Linked DNA regions of Homo sapiens: region 2 is linked to region 1. Evidence: chromatin contacts called from ENCODE Hi-C or POLR2A ChIA-PET data. All regions are on one chromosome and are shown on one strand. Each heading gives the region's core, a stretch centred on a gene start or an enhancer-like site at or near the end of the contact. The rest is flanking DNA. Distances are from core to core; before and after follow the strand shown.

Region 1 (4,564 bases), core at 1,044-3,543:
CTAAATTACAGGAGAAGAAAGAAAAGGAAAAATAAAATGTCACCCAAAGGCCTTAGTGATGTACTCAGTGGAGAGGAGTTAATAAGAAGTCTGTCCCTTGGGGAAGTACTGGGGTGATCACCTAATCACCCATGTTCTGAGTTTAGAACTGAATCCACCTTGGTACATGCTACTGGGTATGGAAAGAATTATATACAAATTGGAAGAGCTTGACAGTATGCTCTCCTTGCCCTCACCTGCACCTGGTGTTCCCTATTCTAGAGACTCTCTATTTTCCCCTTGCAGAAAATAAATCTCCAGTCTTCTGCTAGGGTAAGGAAAGGACATTCTCTTGGCTTCATAGAAGAAGAGGGAGGCTCTGGAGTCTTTTCTTAAACTTTCAGTGAATCCTTCTCTTTGCAACCCACTTTTGCCCCCATTTCCAGAGGGAACTGGTGCACCCACTCCTGAGCCTTCTGGGTTTTCAAAGTGTAAACGGCCTTGCTCCCCCATTGCCACTAAGTCAGTAATCGTTCATCTACCCACTTGCCAGTTTCCAAAATTGTGTTGCTGTTCTCTCTTCTGCAGTTCTGTTTTGTTCTTCTGAGTTAATGCTTTTTCTTACTGTCATTTAATGAGGTATGAGGAAAAAACAGGGGCTATTAGAGATATTCATTCTACCATCTCTGACTGATAGCTCCCTCAATTGTTTTTCATTTCCACTTTTTGCTACTTGAGATGTTAGAATACAAGTTCAGAAATACAGTGCTGCAAACAGTGTGGCCTCAAGAAAACCAAGTCACCTCTCAGTACCTCCATTTCCACATCTGTAAACAGTGTTAGAATAGAGGGTTCCTAAGGTTCCCTTATATATGATTCTCAATTATTACCCCTGGCAGGAACACAGAAACTTAAATCACCCAGACATCTTCAACCAGCACTGCTGCATCTAGACCTATTTTGTTTTTCCTATTACTTGTGCTACCCCTAAGGGTACAGGAGACTGATCAAAACAATGTCATATCTAAAAAGTTTCTGAACTAGATCATATAATAAAACTCCATAAATCTTGAAATTTGTGAATATTTTTTGTAGAAACGGGGTCTCACTATGTTGCTGGTCTCGAATTCCTGGGTTCAAGCGATCCTCCCACCTTGGCCTCCCAAAGTGCTGGAATTACAGGCTTAGGACGCTACCGCGCTCAGCTGAAACGTGATAATTTATATTGCATTGTGTTGACATTTGTTCACTTTTTACCATCTATAACACTAACATTTATGTATGTATTTTCCTTATTTTTTGTTTTTTATAGAGATGGGGTCTCTCTGTTACATAGGCTAATCTCAAACTCCTGGGCTCAAGCGATCCTCTCACCTCAGCCTCCCAAAGTGCTGAGATTATGGGTGGGAGCCACCACGCCTGGCATTTTTCCTTGTTCTGGAAGAAATGATTCAACAATCAGTAGTGCCAATCATATGGCAGAAAGGCAAGTTCAATCTGGGAGAAACAACAAGAACTGCAGAATCCATTTACTAAGCCACCACTAAGCTTATGTAACCAAAATTCCTCTAGAGCTAAGTGGTTCATGCATACAGATGTAGTCACAATAACAGTAACAAATTTTTGCTGGCTTTTGCCTGCCATGGGCTCCAGCAGATCCCTCAGGCAATATCCCCCCACCCAGCAGCCCATTAGCCACAGTTCAGCAGGTGGCAGCCACCATCATCCACTCTTTGTAGATGTCCTCTGCCTAGGAAGGCCCTGCCACTGTTGTGAGAACATTAGTGTGTAAAGTAAGAATGTACAGCCGATGCTTTATATCTAACAATCTAAGAAGACATGGAGGGGATGGTGCCCGCCCCAAAGTGGAGAGATCATCCAAGCCATAGTAGGTCCTCTGGGAATCTACTCACTCCTGCCTGTGTCCATGCACCACACACAGGAAAGCAGCAACCAGACCACAGCCTGGACCATCTATGGAAGGCAAGGTGTGTGGGGCACACAAATTAAAAATCATTTCAGAGCTTCCCACTTTCACTCACCCTCTCCCATTTGCTTCTTCAAGTCCTATAAAGTAGGAAGAGCTTATTATCTCCATTTTATAGATAAAGAATCAAGGCTCAGTGATTCAGAAAGTCTCACAATACCGACCAGGTGGCTCAAATCTGTAATCCCAGCACTTTGGGAAGCGGAGGCAGGCAGATCATTTGAGGTCAGGAATTCAAGACCAGCCTGGCCAACATGGTGAAATCCTGTCTTCATTAAAAATACAAAAAAATGCACCGGGCGCGGTGACTCATGCCTGTAATCACAGCACTATGGGAGGCCGATGTAGGTGAATCACCTGAGGTCAGGAGTTCAAGACCAGCCTGACCAACATGGAGAAACCCTGTCTCTACTAAAAATACAAAAATTTGCTGGGTGTGGTGGCGAATGCCTGTAATCCCAGCTACCTGGGAGGCTGAGGCAGGAGAATCACTTGAACCTGGGTGGTGGAGGTTGCAGTGAGCCAAGATCACACCACTGCACTCCAGCATGGACAACAAGAGCAAAACTCTGTCTCAAAAAAAATACAAAAAATTAGCCAGGTGTGGTGGCATGCGCCTGTAGTCCCAGCTGCTGGAGAGGCTGAGGCAGGAGAATCGCTTGAACCCGGGAGGCAGAGATTGCAGTGAGCCACTGCACTCCAGCCTGGGCGACAGGGCGAGACTCCATCTCAAAAAAAAAAAAAGTCTCACAATACATAGTGTCATTTAAGTCAATAAACAGCCCTTCTAACTCCCAGTAAAACGGCTGTTTTACTATTAGTAATATTTATTTTACTTAAAAAGTAAATACCTGTCTTCATAGTGGCAAAACACTACAAGGAATATGATGTATCAATAGGTGAACAGTTAGTAAAAAGATGAGGAGTCGGCCGGGCTCGATGGCTTACGCCTGTAATCCCAGCACTATGGCTCATGCCTGTAATCCCAGCACTTTGGGAGGCTGAGATGGACAGATCACGAGGTCGGGAGTTCGAGACCATCCTGGCCAATGTGGTAAAACTCCGTCTCTACTAAAAATACAAAAATTAGCCAGGTGTGGTGGCAGGCACCTGTAATCCCAGGTGGCTGGGAGGCTGAGGCAGGAGAATTGCTTGAACCCAGGAGGCAGAGCTTACAGTGAGCGTCGCGCCACTGCACTCCAGCTTGGGTGACAGAGAAAGACTCCATCTTGGGGGGAAAAAAAACAATGAAGAGTCAGAGATGTGACACGGGACAATAGATAGCAAGAAGAAGAGAAGCAGGACATGCTAAATCAACAAAGATTTAATTTCTAAAGATTGGTGTGTGGTTTTTGCTGCTGTTCAGAATAGTTTCTTGAGCTGCTACACAAACATGGCCAGGCTATCCTTTGATATGTGTGTTTCGTATATCAGTGAAGCAGAGAAGCACAGGAGAGATGGGAAACTGACAAGAAGCAAAAGGAAAGAAGGGGCCTCCCTACTCTGCTCAGGGAGGCCCCTAGAAGTAAGAGGAGGACATGAGGCGCCAAACAAGCATGGGGTGAAAGGAAACAAGAGGTGAGAGGCCCAATGAGATGGAAAAAGTAAGTATTAAAGATGACTGGGCTTGGAACAAGATGAGGGTAAAAGTCAGAAGTCAGAGGCGACAAATAGATAAAAGGCAGATAAAAAGTGAGAAGAGAGGAGATAAAGGGCAGCTCGGGCAACTTCCAGTCAGAGATAGCAGAATGAGTGCACAGCCTCTGTTCTTTCTCATACCTCACTGAATGAGTAGGGAGGAAAACATAAGCATTAACCATAAGGACAAAAAAGAACCAAAGTGATAGCAGCGACAAAATTTGAAATTTGGAAAGCAGGTAGATAAGCAATACATGTCTCAGCAGAGCCAAGAAAGCTGAATCCTAAGTGGCAAACACAGGGTAGGGATGGGAAGGTGGTGAAGAGACTTACACTATGAAAATACATAGGAAGGGGAGAACCAATTCCCTCTGGAAATGGTGGCAAAACGTTATAAACAGGAAGATAAGAAAAGACTCCTAGATCCTCTCTCCTCTTCCAGGAAGCCAAGAGAATGAATGTCTTTTCCTCACCCTACAGAAGACTGCAGTTATTTTCTAGAAGGGCAAACAGAGGGTCTCTAGAATGGGGGACACTAGGAAGAGTTGAGGGCAAGAATATTATATTCCAAAAAAGAGATAAAAAATGGGATATGTCAGCCAGGCGCGGTGGCTCACGCCTATAATCCCAGCACTTTGGGAAGTTGAGGCAGGCAGATCATGAGGTCAGGAGACAAGAGACCATCCTGGCCAACACGGTGAAACCCCCATCTCTACTAAAATACAAAAAATTAGGCAGGCGTGGTGGCGCGCGCCTTTAGTTCCAACTACTCGGGAGCCTGAGGCAGGGGAATCACTTGAACCTGGGAGGCAGAGGTTGCAGTGAGTCGAGATGGCGCCACTGCATTTCAGCCTGGTGAGACAGCAAGACTCCATCTCAAAAGAAAAAAAAAGGGGCGGGGGGGGAGCGGCGAGATGTCTTTCAGAGATGCACTCAACCAAAGTGAAGAAGTAAGCTCAA
Region 2 (4,441 bases), core at 1,841-4,340, 41 kb before region 1:
ACCAACACCCAGATTTTACAGAAACCATTCTAAAAACAAGCCACTGATTTAAAAACTTATCTACCTCTTTCAGTAGATAAGTGAATGTTTTCCTGAGCTGTCCAACAGGGGGAAAGATGATCTTGCAGGCAGTAATCCCAGGCCAGGTGCACCCTACCCAGCCTCCAGTGAACAGATTTTCACTCCCAACACCTGAAGTACCTCTAGTTTATGAATAACAGGTAGATTTGTCTTTCTCATTTGCAAAGTATTATTGATACCCACATTTATGCACGCTACAACAAGGACATTTCTGTGGAGAACAGGAATCAATTTATTCTAGTATCAACACAGTTAAATAATTTAAAAAGTGAATTCACAGAAAATATTTTGTCCTCATCCAACACTAGCTGGTAGGGGCCAGGGATGGTTTTGGATATCACTTGAGATGTCAAAAGATGTCTAAATCAACTGTCCTGATTTTATCTATAAAGACTGAGGGGGCAGAGATATAATTCAAACATACATGATTCTTGAATTTACTTGTCTCCTACTCTGAATGAGTAAAAGTTAATTACTTACCATCATGAAAATAGTTCTTTCTGATTCTATAAAGTTGCACCATCTCTGACATTTGAGGTAGCTTACTAATTAAAAACAAAGGTTCTCAATATTTCAATTTTTTTTCCCTGCTCAGTTGAGCTGCAGGAAATGGAAGCAGTTGAATGTGAATATAAATACGGATGTCCTTAGAGAACTGTTGTCATAAATTACATGATCAGGAAAAGAGCAAAACAATACAAAAGATCATAATCTCAAAAATCTCCTATTGCCATCGCAGAAAACAGGTAATTTTTATAGAAATGGTGTTGATAATAGCTGTTACACTAATAAATAACAGTGACTCCAAGTTCCCTGGACAAAGGCTATGATTACACCCTGTCAAGCTTTCTATGTTATATTATACGAATAGCTGGTTAAAATGAAGAAATAATGAAATCAGACCATCCCTTCAGGGGAAACAATTGCAGTGTTCAAGAGTTGTTTTTTTGTTTTGTTTTTTGTTTTTTTGAGACTGAGTCTTGCGCTGTTGCCCAGGCTGGAGTGCAATGGCGCAATCTCGGCTCACTCAACTTCCGCCTCCCAGGTTCAAATGATTCTCCTGCCTCAGCCTTTCAAGTAGCTGGGATAACAGGCATGCACTACCACACCCACCTAATTTTTTGTATTTTCAGTAGAGACAGGGTTTCACCATGTTGGTCAAGCTGGTCTCATACTCCTGACCTCAGGAGATCCACCCACCTTGGCCTCCCAAAGTGCTGGGATTACAGGCGTGAGCCACCGTGCTCAGCCTGTTCAAGAGTTTTTAAATTTTAATTTTTTTTTTTTTTTTTTGAGACAGGGTCTCACTCTGTGGCCCAGGTTGAAGTGAAGTGGTGCCATCTCGGTTCACTGCAACCTTCACCTCCAGAGCTTAGGCAATCCTCCCACCTCAGCCTCCTGAGTAGCTGGGACTACAGGTGCAGGCCACCATGCCCTGCTAATTTCTGTATTTTTTTGGTAGAGATGGAGTTTTGCCATGTCGCCCAGGCTGGTCTTGAACTCCTGGACTCAAGCAATCTGCCCACCTCAGACTCCCAGAGTGCTGGGATTACAGGCCTGAGCCACTGTGCCCAGCCAAGAGTTTTTTTTTTTTTTAATGTTTATATGTGTTGACCCAATACTTCTTCTAGGAATCTACCCAAAAGAAAGACAAAAATGTGTCCACTCAATGGGAAAGGATAGGAGAGGGGGGAGAGGGGAGGGGGAGAGGGGAGGGGGAGAGGGGAGGGGGAGAGGGGAGGGGGAGAGGGGAGGGGGAGAGGGGAGGGGGAGAGGGGAGGGGAGAGGGGAGGGGGAGGGGGAGGGGGAGGGGAGAGGGGAGGGGAGGGGAGGGGGAGGGGGGAGGGGGGAGGGGAGGGAAGGGGATCTGAAGACATCTTGGAAGATGCTGGTAAAGGATTATCATCAAAGCTGCAACTGAAAGAAAGAATAAAAAAGGGAAAGGAGATGTTTTATATTCTCATTAGAGAAAGGAGAGCAGGCTGCTTTGTAAAAGCATCCATTTATAGATGACCAGAGAGATGACGCAGTGGCAGTCACGAGGAATTTGGTGTTGCAAAAGGATACATTTTAGAGCAATGTGAGAAGTAGTGGAAAAGCCAGGTAAAATAATATGTTCCAGAAGTCTCTAAGAGGAAGAGGATGGAATCAGGGGGTTGAGGGAGGGAAAAGGAGGGTAGTGTGAGGGAGGAACAGAAGGCAGGCCAACAAAAGGACTTGTGTTAAGATTCTCCCTAAGGGTGTAAGTCTAGAATTAAAACTACTTAACTTTTTTTAAATATATATATTCAAGAAGGCCACATCTTGTGATGAAGGTTGAATCCAATGTTTCCAAGACAGTATCATCCTTATTACCTTAATTATGTGGCTAACCCAGTTTTTATAAATGATCAGGATTCCTGGTCTCTCCTTCCTCTAAAGGAAAGAGAAAAAGTCCTTTGCTCAGTAATGCAAAAGTGGGGTAGGTGCAAATGACTTGACGGCATTAAAGAAACTAAATCAAACTCATATTTAGAAATTACTTGAGTTATTTCTGAAACTTACATCAGTCAGTCATATGGCTGCTCTGGACCCAACCTGAAGGAATTAAGTGTGACCCCGTTCAGTTCAGCAAGCGTGCTCACTTTATCTCACTAAGTTTGCATAAAGAAAAGGAAATCTGAAAGACTGAAAACAGCTCAGCCAATGAGTAAAACTATCAAAAGAACTTGACTGTTCAGTTTTCATCCTTCTCCTTAATTGTGAGAATTCACTTTAATGCATACTTTATGTGCACAAAGACTGAAAATGTAATTACAAAAAAAGCAGCTCTAAAATACTATTAAAGCACTCTGTTGTTTCGGCTAAACAGGAGTCGGCAGTCATCACACACTTGCCAGTCTGTATCACTTGTGACTCAGTCAAGGACTGAACAGGAAATGTGCATGAGCCACCCTCACTGACTCCCATGTGCTGTGTTCTCCTCCTCTCAAACTCCCCCAGATCCATCAGACAACACGCATCCCATCCTCTGATTCAAAGAAGTGATGCTCGTTTGTATTAACGCTCCTCCATGCATAGAAGGGCTCAGCACCACCTAATGGTGCTATATTAAGGTAACACTCTTATTTTTAACCTTTTCCCTGTTTAGAATAATCAAAAAAGTGAGATAGCTGCTGTCTGCGTACTCCAGTTATTTGCCCAATGGATAAACTAAGAAAATTATTTAGATGAAGTACTATGATACTGACAAAGATCCAAAGATTTCAATATAAGATGCCAGATTTTCAAATGCCTTTTCTTAAAATATTTTTTAAATGATTTAAGTAGTTATGTTGTCAAATAATTAATAGTTTCCCCATTCCAACATGTGCTATTGAGCCCTTAAAAAGAATGAAGTAAATCTACATATGTTGACATGGAAAGTTCTCTAAGATAATTATGTGAAAAACAAGGTGCAGAAGAGTTTGTGTAGTGGAGTGCCTTGGTATAAATGGTGTCTCTGGGTATATATTCTTGTTTTGCCTAAAAGGCCATAGAATTCACAAAAGACTGGGGAAATTGGTAAGTTTCCCTACCTACATAACAAAAAAACTAAATTATTTCTTTTAAAATTTAAATTTCTAAAAGAAGTTAGTGGAAATATTTACTCATATAAATATCTGACTACATTTAAAGTAAATACTAATGATTCTTTCATAAAAAGTAATAACCACCAAGTTTTAAGGAAATATAACTAACCAAGACAAGTGACAGCTATTTTTAAAAACACGTAAATAAGATTTATCTAAATATCTTGGGTTATCCAACTCCTTAGTTACCGAATTCTCAGTCTATTTTTTTCATCTGTTTATTTATTTATTTAGAGACTGGGTTATGAGACTGGCTAAGTTTTGAATTTTTGGTAGAGGTGGGGTTTCGCCATGTTGCCCAGGCTGGTCTCAAACTCCTGGGCTCAAGTAATCCACTGTCTCAGCCTCCCAAAGTGCTGGGATTACAAGTGTCAGTGACGGCACCTGGCCATGAATTCTGTCTATTTTAATTCCACTTGAAAACTGTCTCTTTTAGGATCATCCAAACCAGGTCAACCTTCTGAGAGGTTCCCAGTCCTGGAGACAGGTCAAAAGTGAAGCTCAGACTGGTCTGGCACTTATACAGCCATTAGGAAGAGATGAGCAGAAAAGCTCTAAGATTCCACAGCCCAGACTGGCTATGGATATTAACGACCTGCCTCCAACCATCCATACCTGTTCTTTTGTTAATCTGTTTTTACCACCATGCAAGAGAGACAACCAAACTCATACAGTCAAAACTGAGTCATAAGACCCTCTCCCAATTTTTTATTTTTTGTTTCTACTTATAATTCTTACTTTTATACTTC

Evidence for each region. A loop is a pair of places that touch in the nucleus more often than their neighbours do. ChIA-PET counts read pairs that join two places held with the same protein, here RNA polymerase II (POLR2A). Pooled maps may share reads with other maps.
Region 2: a map of K562 shows a loop between it and region 1 (2.6-fold over the local background). The contact joins two enhancer-like sites. A Hi-C loop is called at or near these places in 10 of 168 maps with a recorded cell type or tissue (A673, CD4-positive, alpha-beta T cell, CD8-positive, alpha-beta T cell and 7 more) and 10 of 50 pooled maps. POLR2A ChIA-PET finds 5 or more read pairs at or near these places in 16 of 52 experiments (CD4-positive, alpha-beta T cell, GM12878, H1 and 10 more).

The regions. Positions count from the first base shown.
Region 1 is chr12:50,554,705-50,559,268 of GRCh38, reverse strand. The region is part of intron 1 of DIP2B (disco interacting protein 2 homolog B); the gene reads right to left. Among named protein-coding and RNA genes, the nearest start is that of DIP2B, 52 kb to the right of the region's middle. Within about 2 kb of position 2,293, at least 4 of the 41 ENCODE cell types and tissues checked have a DNase peak (open chromatin) inside an H3K27ac peak, as active enhancers do.
Region 2 is chr12:50,596,225-50,600,665 of GRCh38, reverse strand. The region is part of intron 1 of DIP2B (disco interacting protein 2 homolog B); the gene reads right to left. Among named protein-coding and RNA genes, the nearest start is that of DIP2B, 93 kb to the right of the region's middle. Within about 2 kb of position 3,090, at least 13 of the 41 ENCODE cell types and tissues checked have a DNase peak (open chromatin) inside an H3K27ac peak, as active enhancers do.